Regions from separate parts of the Homo sapiens genome. Here region 1 is linked to region 2. The links are chromatin contacts, found by POLR2A ChIA-PET in ENCODE. All regions are on one chromosome and are shown on one strand. The core of a region is the stretch at or near the end of the contact, and the rest is flanking DNA. Distances in the headings are between cores, read along the strand shown.

What was found. ChIA-PET counts read pairs that join two places held with the same protein, here RNA polymerase II (POLR2A).
Region 1: POLR2A ChIA-PET joins it to region 2 with 10 read pairs in H1. The contact joins the enhancer-like site here to the promoter of COLEC12 in region 2. POLR2A ChIA-PET finds 5 or more read pairs at or near these places in 5 of 52 experiments (BJ, GM12878, H1 and 2 more).

The regions. Positions count from the first base shown.
Region 1 is chr18:532,163-537,977 of GRCh38, forward strand. No RefSeq gene overlaps it. Among named protein-coding and RNA genes, the nearest start is that of LINC01925, 20 kb to the left of the region's middle. RefSeq lists an enhancer at 3,779-4,432. Within about 2 kb of position 2,274, at least 2 of the 41 ENCODE cell types and tissues checked have a DNase peak (open chromatin) inside an H3K27ac peak, as active enhancers do.
Region 2 is chr18:497,606-503,229 of GRCh38, forward strand. COLEC12 (collectin subfamily member 12) reads right to left here and starts at 3,096. Exons shown (of 10, transcript NM_130386.3): 1 at 2,903-3,096. The coding sequence starts at 2,909.

The DNA of each region.
Region 1 (5,815 bases), core at 1,024-3,523, 34 kb after region 2:
CAGGAATACTTGGCACAGCAGAAGCAGCGTGGGGTGGGGCTGGGGATGGAGGCAGGTGAGTCTGATGATTCACTCACGACCAGAGCAGGGCTTGTCAAAGCATCGACATCCGCCCTGTCCCTGGGCTCCTGTTTCCTCAGAGCACATAATCAGGGGCCTTCAGTTCCAGGTGGTCTGTTTTCCCAATCTACAATGCCTGTTGTAACATCTTATCCCTCTTCCTCTTTCCAATTTCCTCTCCCCTTCCTCTTGACCATTTCCCCTTCTCCTCTCTCCTCCTCCCCAGTAACCCCTCTGCATAAGCACGCTCACATATAGTTCCATAAAGCCAAATCCAAGACTCAATCTTTTATTATATGAGAAAACTAAAAACAAGAGTGAAACATCAGAGATTATTTTCCAACATAATAGAATTTTCATATCAGAAGTATATCTAGCAAATCCCTACGCAAATCTCTGCGTTTGACCATTGAGTCAACAGGCCTGAGGAGCTTTTGTGATTGTCTCCAGTTGATATACAACTAAAGTAGGAATTAAAACCAGGGCTCCCAATACCCAGACATTCTCCACCACCATCTGATGACAGTAACACCTTAGACATGTATAAAGTCTGCACTGTAGAAGCACACTTTCCCATATGGGACTCAGCCTAGGCATTAGGCCAGCTGGCTATGTATGACTCCTATTATTACTTATACAAACAATAAGGCTAAGAAAGTGAGTGTCTTCCATTGGGCCACCTGTCTATTAAGTGGCAGAGGCAGGGCTTGAACTCTGGAGTCTTGGGCCAACTGCTGTCTTCCATTGCATGCTCACACTTGTATTTTAGGGTCAAAGGTGCACACACAAATTTATGCATGGCAACAGAAATGATCTGGTTCAAGTAATAAACTCCTAAGTGTGAAGTTAATGCCATAAAATGATTCTGGGAGAGTCTATTTGCTCAGATGGTGCTTCCTGGCTCAGCCTGGAAGCATCATGGCCAGTCTGGATACATTCACCCAAAGTCTCCTCTTAAATTTAGTACTCTGTCTTTAGGGCCTAAGTATTTCATCTGTTTTATCATCAATCTCATCCTGAAACTCAGGATAGAGCGAGCAGTTGCAGTCTAGGGCAGGAACACCAACAAAGACATGAAATATCTGTCAGAGTCCATGATTCCTTGAGATCCACAATTGTGATAGCATTCAAATGATACTCAAAGCTGTTAGGAGACCTAGGTTGTAACATGCGTTTTTTCCACTTAGTGCTATACATATCATAAATGTTTCCACACCCACAAATCTATTTCCATAATGGGATTTGTAGTAGGTGCATAGGATTCCACCGTAGGTGTGCCCTGTATTGTCTGTAGCCAATCCTGAGTTGTTGAATTAAGGTTGTCTCAGATTTTTTATGTTACTAACAGAAAACCTCAGTAACATCTAAGTCATTAGTTATGACTCCTTTCCTATTTGAAGACAATATGAAAAAGTTGGAGTATAGAAGATCAGATTGATGTAGGCTGACATATAGACCTGTATGGTTTCCTCCAAAACACCTTTTCCCCGGAAAGCTGTTTGTTCAATATTTTGATTGGTGCTGTCTAAAGGGAGCTCTTATTTATGAGAAAAAGAGAAGCTGATTAGTACCCCACTCATGAGCATGCATTTATTTAATTAGTCAGTTATGGAATGTTTATTGAACACTGAGTTATGTCCACTGTGCTAGTCATGTGCTAGGCAAAGATGGCCTAAGACAGATTCAAGCTGGGCGTGGTGGCACATGCCGTAGTCCCAGCTACTTAGGAGGCTGAGGTGGGAGGATTGTTTGAGTTTGGGAGGTTGAGGCTGCACTGAGCTATAATCGTGCCACTGCACTGCAGCCTGGGTAACAAAGCCAGACCTTCTCTCAGAAAAAAAAAAAAGACACTTATATCTCGGTTAAAGCTCGCAATCTGGTGGATGAGGTGCTAGTGTACGTTTCAGTCTTCCCTCCTGGAGAATGAGCTGCCCAAAGGCAAGGATGAAGCTGGTCCCCTCTCTGCTCACCTGGCACCTACTTCAGCAATCTGTTCCTTGGAGTCCAAGATAAACATTTACTGAAGGGATGAGCACATTTAACTTAAAGTGAATGATTGAAGCCACTTATTTTCCAAAATTGAGAAAAGAACACAGGGTTATGTGAGAGGGAAGTAACTCAACTTCTTTCCTGCTTTAGAAGAGCCTGAGGTTGAGACTTACTGGGAATTATACAAGAGCATTTCGTCTCTTGTGTTGGCTTGCTTATTTTTACCTTTTATTTGTTTTGGGTCCCATCCAGTCATGAGATTAGTTACCGGCAACTCAGTTCCTTGTTACTAAAGACTTAAAGATAACTAATAAAAATCTTAACAATATTAACATTAAATGATTGTTAATGTATACACCAGGCATGTTATCTATTACTAGTTCCATTAGCTTTAGTATTCCTAATAACTTTCTTTTATCCATAAAGATTGTCCAAAAGCGAATAATTAGAAGAAAAATTTTATAATTGGCCAACTGAAATTTAAATGACTCCCTGTTTTTTTTTTTTTTCTTTTCCTTTTGAGACGAAGTTTCACTCTTGTTGCCCAGGCTGGAGTGCAATGGCGCAATCTTGGCTCACTGCAACCTTTGCCTCCCAGGTTCAAGTGATTCTCCTGCCTCAGCCTCCTGAGTAGCTGGGATTACAGGTACCCACCACCATGTCCGGCTAATTTTTGAATTTTTAGTAGAGACAGGGTTTTGCCATGTTGGCCAGGCTGGTCTCGAACTCCTGACCTCAGGTGATCCACCCACCTCAGCCTCCCAAAGTGCTGGGATTACAGACATGAGCCACCATGCCTGGCCTGTTTTTTGTTATTTTAAAAGATAGAGTCTCACTCTGTCGCCAAGGCTGGAGTGCAGTGGTGCCTTCATGGCTCATTGCAGCCTCGACCTCCCAAGCTCAAGCAATCCTCCCGCCTCAGCCTCCTGCGTAGCTAGGACTACATGCATGTGCCACCACTCCCGGCTAATTTTTATTTTCATTTTTAGTTTTTGTAGAGATAGGGTCTCACTATGTTGCCCAGGTTGAGAATCCCTGACGTTTTATTCATGTTTTAGAAAAAAGTTTTAAACATCTTCCTTAGGAACAACCTTATAAACGTTTTAATTTTCATTTATAGTGAAAGAAACTTGTCTCTCAAGCTTTCTAAAAGTAATTTTGAGAAGTTACTATAAATAACCTAGTTACAGGGCTGGGTGCAGTGGCTCACACCTGTAATCCCAGCACTTTGGGAGGCCGAGGCATGGGGTGGATCAAAAGGTCAAGAGTTTGAGACCAGCCTGGACAACATGGTGAAACCCCGTCTCTACTAAGAATACAAAAATTAGCCAAGCATGGTGGCATGTGCCTGTAATCCCAGCTACTCGGGAGGCTGAGGCAGGAGAATTGCTTGAACCTGGGGGGTGGAGGTTGCAGTGAGCAGAGGTCATACCACTGCACTCCAGCCTGGGTGACAGAGCAAGACTCTGTCTCAAAAAAACAAACAAACAGAGGAGGAGCCAAGATGGCCGAATAGGAACAGCTCCGGTCTACAGCTCCCAGCGTGAGCGACGCAGAAGACGGTGATTTCTGCATTTCCATCTGAGGTACGCGGTTCATCTCACTAGGGAGTGCCAGACAGTGGGCGCAGGTCAGTGGGTGCGCGCACCGTGCACGAGCCGAAGCAGGGCGAGGCATTGCCTCACTCGGGAAGCGCAAGGGGTCAGGGAGTTCCCTTTCCGAGTCAAAGAAAGGGGTGACGGACGCACCTGGAAAATCGGGTCACTCCCACCCGAATATTGCGCTTTTCAGACCGGCTTAAAAAACGGCGCACCACGAGACTATATCCCACACCTGGCTCGGAGGGTCCCACGCCCACGGAGTCTCGCTGATTGCTAGCACAGCAGTCTGAGATCAAACTGCAAGGCGGCAACGAGGCTGGGGGAGGGGCGCCCGCCATTGCCCAGGCTTGATTAGGTAAACAAAGCAGCTGGGAAGCTCCAACTGGGTGCAGCCCACCACAGCTCAAGGAGGCCTGCCTGCCTCTGTAGGCTCCACCTCTGGGGGCAGGGCACAGACAAACAAAAAGACAGCAGTAACCTCTGCAGACTTAAGTGTCCCTGTCTGACAGCTTTGAAGAGAGCAGTGGTTCTCCCAGCACGCAGCTGGAGATCTGAGAATGGGCAGACTGCCTCCTCAAGTGGGTGCCTGACCCCTGACCCCTGAGCAGCCTAACTGGGAGGCACCCCCCAGCAGGGGCACACTGACACCTCACACGGCAGGGTATTCCAACAGATCTGCAGCTGAGGGTCCTGTCTGTTAGAAGGAAAACTAACAACCAGAAAGGACATCCACACTGAAAAACCATCTGTACATCACCATCATCAAAGACCAAAAGTAGATAAAACCACAAAGATGGGGAAAAAACAGAACAGAAAAACTGGAAACTCTAAAACACAGAGCGCCTCTCCTCCTCCAAAGGAACGCAGTTCCTCACCAGCAACGGAACAAAGCTGGATGGAGAATGATTTTGACGAGCTGAGAGAAGAAGGCTTCAGACGATCAAATTACTCTGAGCTACGGGAGGACATTCAAACCAAAGGCAAAGAAGTTGAAAACTTTGAAAAAAATTTAGAAGAATGTATAACTAGAATAACCAATACAGAGAAGTGCTTAAAGGAGCTGATGGAGCTGAAAACCAAGGCTCGAGAACTACGTGAAGAATGCAGAAGCCTCAGGAGCCGATGCGATCAACTGGAAGAAAGGGTATCAGCGATGGAAGATGAAATGAATGAAATGAAGCGAGAAGGGAAGTTTAGAGAAAAAAGAATAAAAAGAAATGAGCAAAGCCTCCAAGAAATATGGGACTATGTGAAAAGACCAAATCTACGTCTGATTGGTGCACCTGAAAGTGATGTGGAGAATGGAACCAAGTTGGAAAACACTCTGCAGAATATTATCCAGGAGAACTTCCCCAATCTAGCAAGGCAGGCCAACGTTCAGATTCAGGAAATACAGAGAACGCCACAAAGATACTCCTCGAGAAGAGCAACTCCAAGACACATAATTGTCAGATTTAAAGTTGAAATGAAGGAAAAAATGTTAAGGGCAGCCAGAGAGAAAGGTCGGGTTACCCTCAAAGGAAAGCCCATCAGACTAACAGCGGATCTCTCGGCAGAAACCCTACAAGCCAGAAGAGAGTGGGGGCCAATATTCAACATTCATAAAGAAAAGAATTTTCAACCCAGAATTTCATATCCAGCCAAACTAAGCTTCATAAGTGAAGGAGAAATAAAATACTTTATAGACAAGCAAATGCTGAGAGATTTTGTCACCACCAGGCCTGCCCTAAAAGAGCTCCTGAAGGAAGCGCTAAATATGGAAAGGAACAACCGGTACCAGCCACTGCAAAATCATGCCAAAATGTAAAGACCATCAAGACTAGGAAGAAACTGCATCAACTAATGAGCAAAATCACCAGCTAACATCATAATGACAGGATCAAATTCACACATAACAATATTAACTTTAAATATAAATGGACTAAATTCTGCAGTTAAAAGACACAGACTGGCAAGTTGGATAAAGAGTAAAGACCCATCAGTGTGCTGTATTCAGGAAACCCATCTCACGTGCAGAGACACACATAGGCTCAAAATAAAAGGATGGAGGAAGATCTACCAAGCCAATGGAAAACAAAAAAAGGCAGGGGTTGCAATCCTAGTCTCTGATAAAACAGACTTTAAACCAACAAAGATCAAAAGAGACAAAGAAGGCCATTACATAA
Region 2 (5,624 bases), core at 1,846-4,345:
ACATGTTGGCCAGGCTGGTTTCACTATATGGTGATCCGCCTGCCTCAGCCTCCCAAAGTGCTGGGATTACAGGCATGAGCCACTGCACCTGGCCAAGAATGTTTTAGATTAACACGTTTATTCTAAGAATTTACAAGGCTTGTCGTTGCTTTCTATCATGTTGGCTTTCTGAAGCACGGGGAGTTAACAACTATTTGATGTAATCAGGAACCCGGGGAAAATCTTTAGTTGGTTCCCTATGGCAAATGGTCAAAACAATTCCACTTGGTAAAAGCAGCTTTCCGTTTTTGTCTAGGCTTCCAAAGCCTCACATGCAACTGGTTGGCTCCACCTCTTCCTGGATACAGCACCAATTGTGGGTTACTTGGCTAGTTAGTTGTCTCAGATTCACTTTTTTTTCCAGTCATCTTCACCAGAGGTTATCTATTTGGTGTCTTAGGGCCTTCCAAGCCACACGGGGTAACTGACAAGGCTTGTCTTTAGATGCCTACTCTATCCTCCTAGTTGCCAGTTCCTATTTCTTCTAGACTCAGTTTTCATACCTATACTGTTAGGATTGAAATGTCTACTCTCAGGGCTGTTGAGAGGATTAATTGCAATGTGTTTGTAGTGTATATAGTACAGTGGCTGGCACTTAGTAGGTACTAAAAAATTATTACTGCCCCTCCCGTCCCCACCCCACCACTCAGACAAATGTAATAAATACAGATTACGTGGTAATAATTGGTAGGCAAAACTCTCATGGAATATTTTTTTTCTTTTTTTTTTTTTTAGACGGAGTCTCGCTCTTGTCACCCAGGCTGGAGTGCAATGGCTCGATCTCGGCTCACTGCAACCTCCATCTCCTGGGTTCAAGTGATTCTCCTGCCTCAGCCTCTCAAGTAGCTGGGATTACAGGTGCCTGCCACCACGCCCAGCTAATTTTTTGTATTTTTAGTAAAGACAGGATTTCACAATGTTGGCCAGGCTGGTCTCGAACTCCTGACTTCGAGTGATCTTGCCCACCTCGGCCTCCCAAAGTGCTGGGATTACAGGTGTGAGCCACCGCGCCCCGCTGGAATATTTTCGTTTTTAAAAGAGGGCTTCAAAATGATTAGTCTACCCGGGGATTCACCAGTCCGTCCCTCCATCAACCTCCCCGACTGGGGCGGAAAGTGTATGGGGCTTCTGGGCAGCGCTAGACCACAGCGGGTAGGCCACCATCTGGTCCAGAATGCAGCATAAATCTCTCCAAAAATGTGTTTAGGACTTCTGGGTATGTTTTCCAGTGCAAATGTAAAGTGGAAAAGTGTCTCAAGTGCAATAGCGGTCCTTTACCCAGTAAAAAGCATAACAAAAGTTTCAGGGTTTAAGAACCCACGTGGGAGCTGATGGAGTGGGTAGGTGGTTAATCTTCCCAAGTTTTAAAAACCACTGGTCTTAATGACCAGCAGAGAAGATTCACTTCTGGCTAAAATGATAACTGAGCCCCAGATAACTTTTAGCCATGTGAAATTCTTTCCTTTCTAGGGAGTCTCCTCAATCAGAGCCAGCTAAGGAATGTGTGTATTTCCTAGAATGTAAATGAGGGAAGAGAAACTGAGATGGAGACAGAAGGAAAGCAAGCCACTGCATTTTGAAATTCTCTAGGTAGGCAGTTGTATCGTGTCTTTTGTTTCTTTTTCCCTGGGGCAGACCACTTTTCACCTGGCCATCAGTCACCTCCCTTCCCGAGGTCTCCCGACGTGGACACCTAACGCCCTTGGAAAGGGAGTGAATTGGTAGGATATCATCGCTCCGGTTAGTTCCGCGGGAGCTGCCCTTCAGAAAAAAAACTTTCCAGAGCCAAAAGTTACTTTCCAAGCGCCTTGGGGCTTCCCGGGCGCCTCCCTCGGACGGCAACCCTAGAAGTCAAAGCGATTGCATCGCCAGGTCTGTGGCGGCTGGAAGCGGGGTGACCGCGGTCAGATGGCATTTCGCACCCACGCAGGGCTGTGTTATCCTAGCACAGAACCAGCAACTCTCACACGAAGCCTTGTGTAAACACCACGCGGGCCCATTCCTGAACGACTCTTTGATGCCTCCGCTGCGGTTACTTATCTCATACATAAATCAGGATTCCGCTGACAAATCTCCGTGTTTCCACTAAACAGAAGGCTGCCCTGCAGTCCTTCTCGTGCTTCTTTCTAAAGTACGATAACATCTGACACTTCCATAAACCGGCCTGCAGAGGACACCGCGCAGGGGGCGACTAACCAGCTGAGGTGTGTCACCCCAAAACACCAGTGGGCACACCCCAAGGCGGGCACGTGGAAGGGACGCGGAACCGAGGGCAACTATTTTCCAGTCGGTGAATCTGATGGAGAAAGATGCCAAATGCACTTCCCGAGCCAGCTGAACTCCTCGGGCACCTAATCATTGCCAGATGTGGCGAGGGCGCACGGAGAACATCCCCAGTCCCGGAGAAAACACCCGGCCGCCAGCGCGGGGACCGCTCGGGCCGGGAAACGGCTAGAGGCGGGAGGAGAGAGGACTGGGCGAGCGTGGGGAGCGCTGCGGCGTGGAAAAGCGACCGGGAGGGATGGCGATGCCTCCACTCTCCTCGGCAGGTTTTTTCAATTAAAAAGTTGGAAACGGGAATCCGTAAACAACGACTTAGGGCTTCAAACTACTTGCAAAGACGCGATGGGGAGGGGAATACTTGCGCGCTTCAAAACCCCAACCTCGAGGTCTCCAGCCGCGCCTGACCCGGGAGCCGGGTGCGCCCCCAGTGTCCGCGCACGAACCCGGCGCCCTGGCAGCCCCGACTCCCCGGGCCCGCAGCCCAAGGGAAGGTTCGCGCGGGAGGCACCTCCGTGGCCTCCCGCGCGCCCCGAAGCCCGTTCCCCCCGCCCAGAGCCCCGCGGAGCTGCCGCCGCCCTACCTTTCATGGTGACCGTGGGGACGCACCGCCGGCCGGGGAGCTCCGCGCGAGCGCCGCGCAGCCGAGGAAGTCGTCCCGAGCGGCTGCTCACCGCACGCCCATGGTAGCCGCGCCGCGCGCCGGCCGTCTGCGCCCCCGTCCTCCCTCGCCGCCGCCGGCCCGCGCTCCCCGCGCTCCCGGCTCCGCGCTCTGCTGCCTCGGGGCTGCCGCGCGCGCCGCTCTCGCTCTCCCAGCGCCCCTCCCCCTGGCCCGACCCGGCCGAGCGAGCGGCCGCGCCCACGCCCCTCTCGCGCCCTCCCGCGCCCGCCCCGCCCTCGGCCCGCGCCTGCCCTCGCCGGGCACTTTCTCGCCCGCCCTCTCCTGCGCGCCCTGGCCCCACTCGCGCGGGCTCTCTCTTTTTCCCGTTGCACCAGCGTCGGGATGAAGTCGGGAGCAAAGCCCTTCCCGGGGCGGTCCAGCGTTCACCTTCGGCGAGCACCTAAGGTGCCGCTGCTGCTGGGGTCGCTTCTACACCCCAAACTACCTAGCAAGTGTTGGGCGAGAGGATGGGGAGCTGCTGTGCCCCGGGGGTGGCGGGGGGTAAGGTGGGCCCTTCCCCAAACGGCTCTGGGGCATGGAGAGGTACAGAACGTCCTCCGGGTTCAGAGTTTCCAAGTGCGTGCGCTGGTTGACGCCTGAAGGAGACCAAGCAGCAGGGAACACTCTCTCTGTCACCCAGGGAGAGCCCGAGTGGCCAGAATCCGAAGTCACCATTAGACACTCTCTCTGCGCTCTTGGACACCTCCAGAGAAAAAGCCAGCACATCCTGCCTTGGCTGGAAAAGCCAGCCTTCCACCCAGCGCCCCTAAAATGATCGGGTTGACTCCAGTTTTGTTACGAAAGGAGGCCGGGCTGCTGAGAGGCTCCCTGAGTTCCCTTCGTGGTCGCCCGTCACATTGCCCTGCTGTATACTTAATAAAGCCCGTGTTTATCTTTCTCTTTAGAACCCCCTCTAAGCAGACCCATCGCTTTATTGCTTTAAAACATACACTAAGTGGTGAGTGGAGCTGGGGCGAGGGAGGTGCGGAGAAACTTTCTGCCACATGTTGACATTACAGATGGCTACTCAGACGCACTAGTCCACCAAAAGCAATCGAACACTGGCCGGGCAGTGCTTGCAGCTTTTCAGTTTGCCCTCCTGAGGACTTGGTAACACGGTGTAACCAATCCATTGGTTCCCTCTAAGTAGGGGATTCTTTGCTCTAGTAAAAGGTAGTGCCCCAAAATGAATACATATTGAAACATTTCATAGATTCTCCGTTCCAGGAGATTTCTTTTTTCTTTCTTTTTTTTTTTTTTTAATTTTTTAACATAAGGGGGCACCTTGAACATGACGAACAAATGAAAAGACCGAAATGCTTTTTCCCCCGCACTGTCTGCAGTTGATGAAACTACAGGGTCCTGGTCCTGGAGCATGTTTCAGATCTCACTGGGGCACCAGCCTTGTCTTTCAGGGCAAATGGGGATCCCTGAAGGGAGCTTAGGATATGAATTTTCAGCCCGGAGTTTACTAACCAATGGCGTGACCTCGGCTCACTGCAACCTCCACCTCCCGGGTTCAAGCGATTCTCCTGCCTCGGCCTCCCGAGTAGCTGGGATTACATGCGTGTGCCACCAGGCCCAGCTAATTTTTTTGTGTTTTTAGTAGAGACGGGGTTTCACTATGTTGGCCAGGCTGGTCTCGAACTCCTGACCTCGTGATCCGCCCACCTCTGCCTCCCAAAGTGTTGGGGTTACAGGCGTGAGCCACCGCGCCCGGCTTTCTTTTTTTTCTTTCTTTCTTTTTTTTTTTTTTTTTTTTTGAGACGGAATCTCACTCTGTCGCCCAGGCACAATCTTGGCTCACTACAACCTCTGCCTCCTGAATTCAAGCAATTCTCCCACCTCAGCCTCCCAAGTAGCTGGGACTACAGGGGTGGGCCACCAAGCCCAGCTAATTTTTGTATTTTTAGTAGAGACGGGGTTTCACCATGGTGGCCAGGCTGCTCGCAAACCGTACCTCAAGCGATCCGCAGGCATCAGCCTCACAAAGAGCTGGGATTACAGGCGTGAGCCACCACGCCCTGCCGAAAAAAAAAAATCGTTTTTAAAACCCAAATTATGAATATGACACCAAAAGTACAGGCAGCAAAAGAAAAAATATAGATAAATTGTACTTCATCAGACTTTTGTGCCTCAAAGGCCAGTATAAACAGAGTGGAAAGCCAACCCACAGAATAGGAGAAAATATGTGCAAAAGCCCTATATCTGATACAGGATTAATATCCAGGATATATAAAGGATTCCTGCACCTCAGCAACAACAACAAAACAGGCAACCCAATTTGAAAATGAACCAAGGACTGACATGGACATTTCTCCACAGAAGACATATAATGGCCAATAAGTACATGAAGGATATTCAATCACTAATTGTCAGGGAAATTTGAATCAACCGCAATGAGCTACTACTTCATACCCAGTAAGATGGCTATTTAAAAAAAAAAACAAAACAAAATAAGTGTTGGCGAGGATGCGGAGAAATTAGAACTTTTGTGCATTGCTGGTGGGAATGTAAAATGGTACAGCCACTATGGAAAACAGTATGGTGATTTCTCCAAAAATTAAACACACAATTACCATATAGTCCAGGAATTCTATTTCTGGGACCCAAAAGAGGTGAAAGCAGGGTAACAAATAGATGT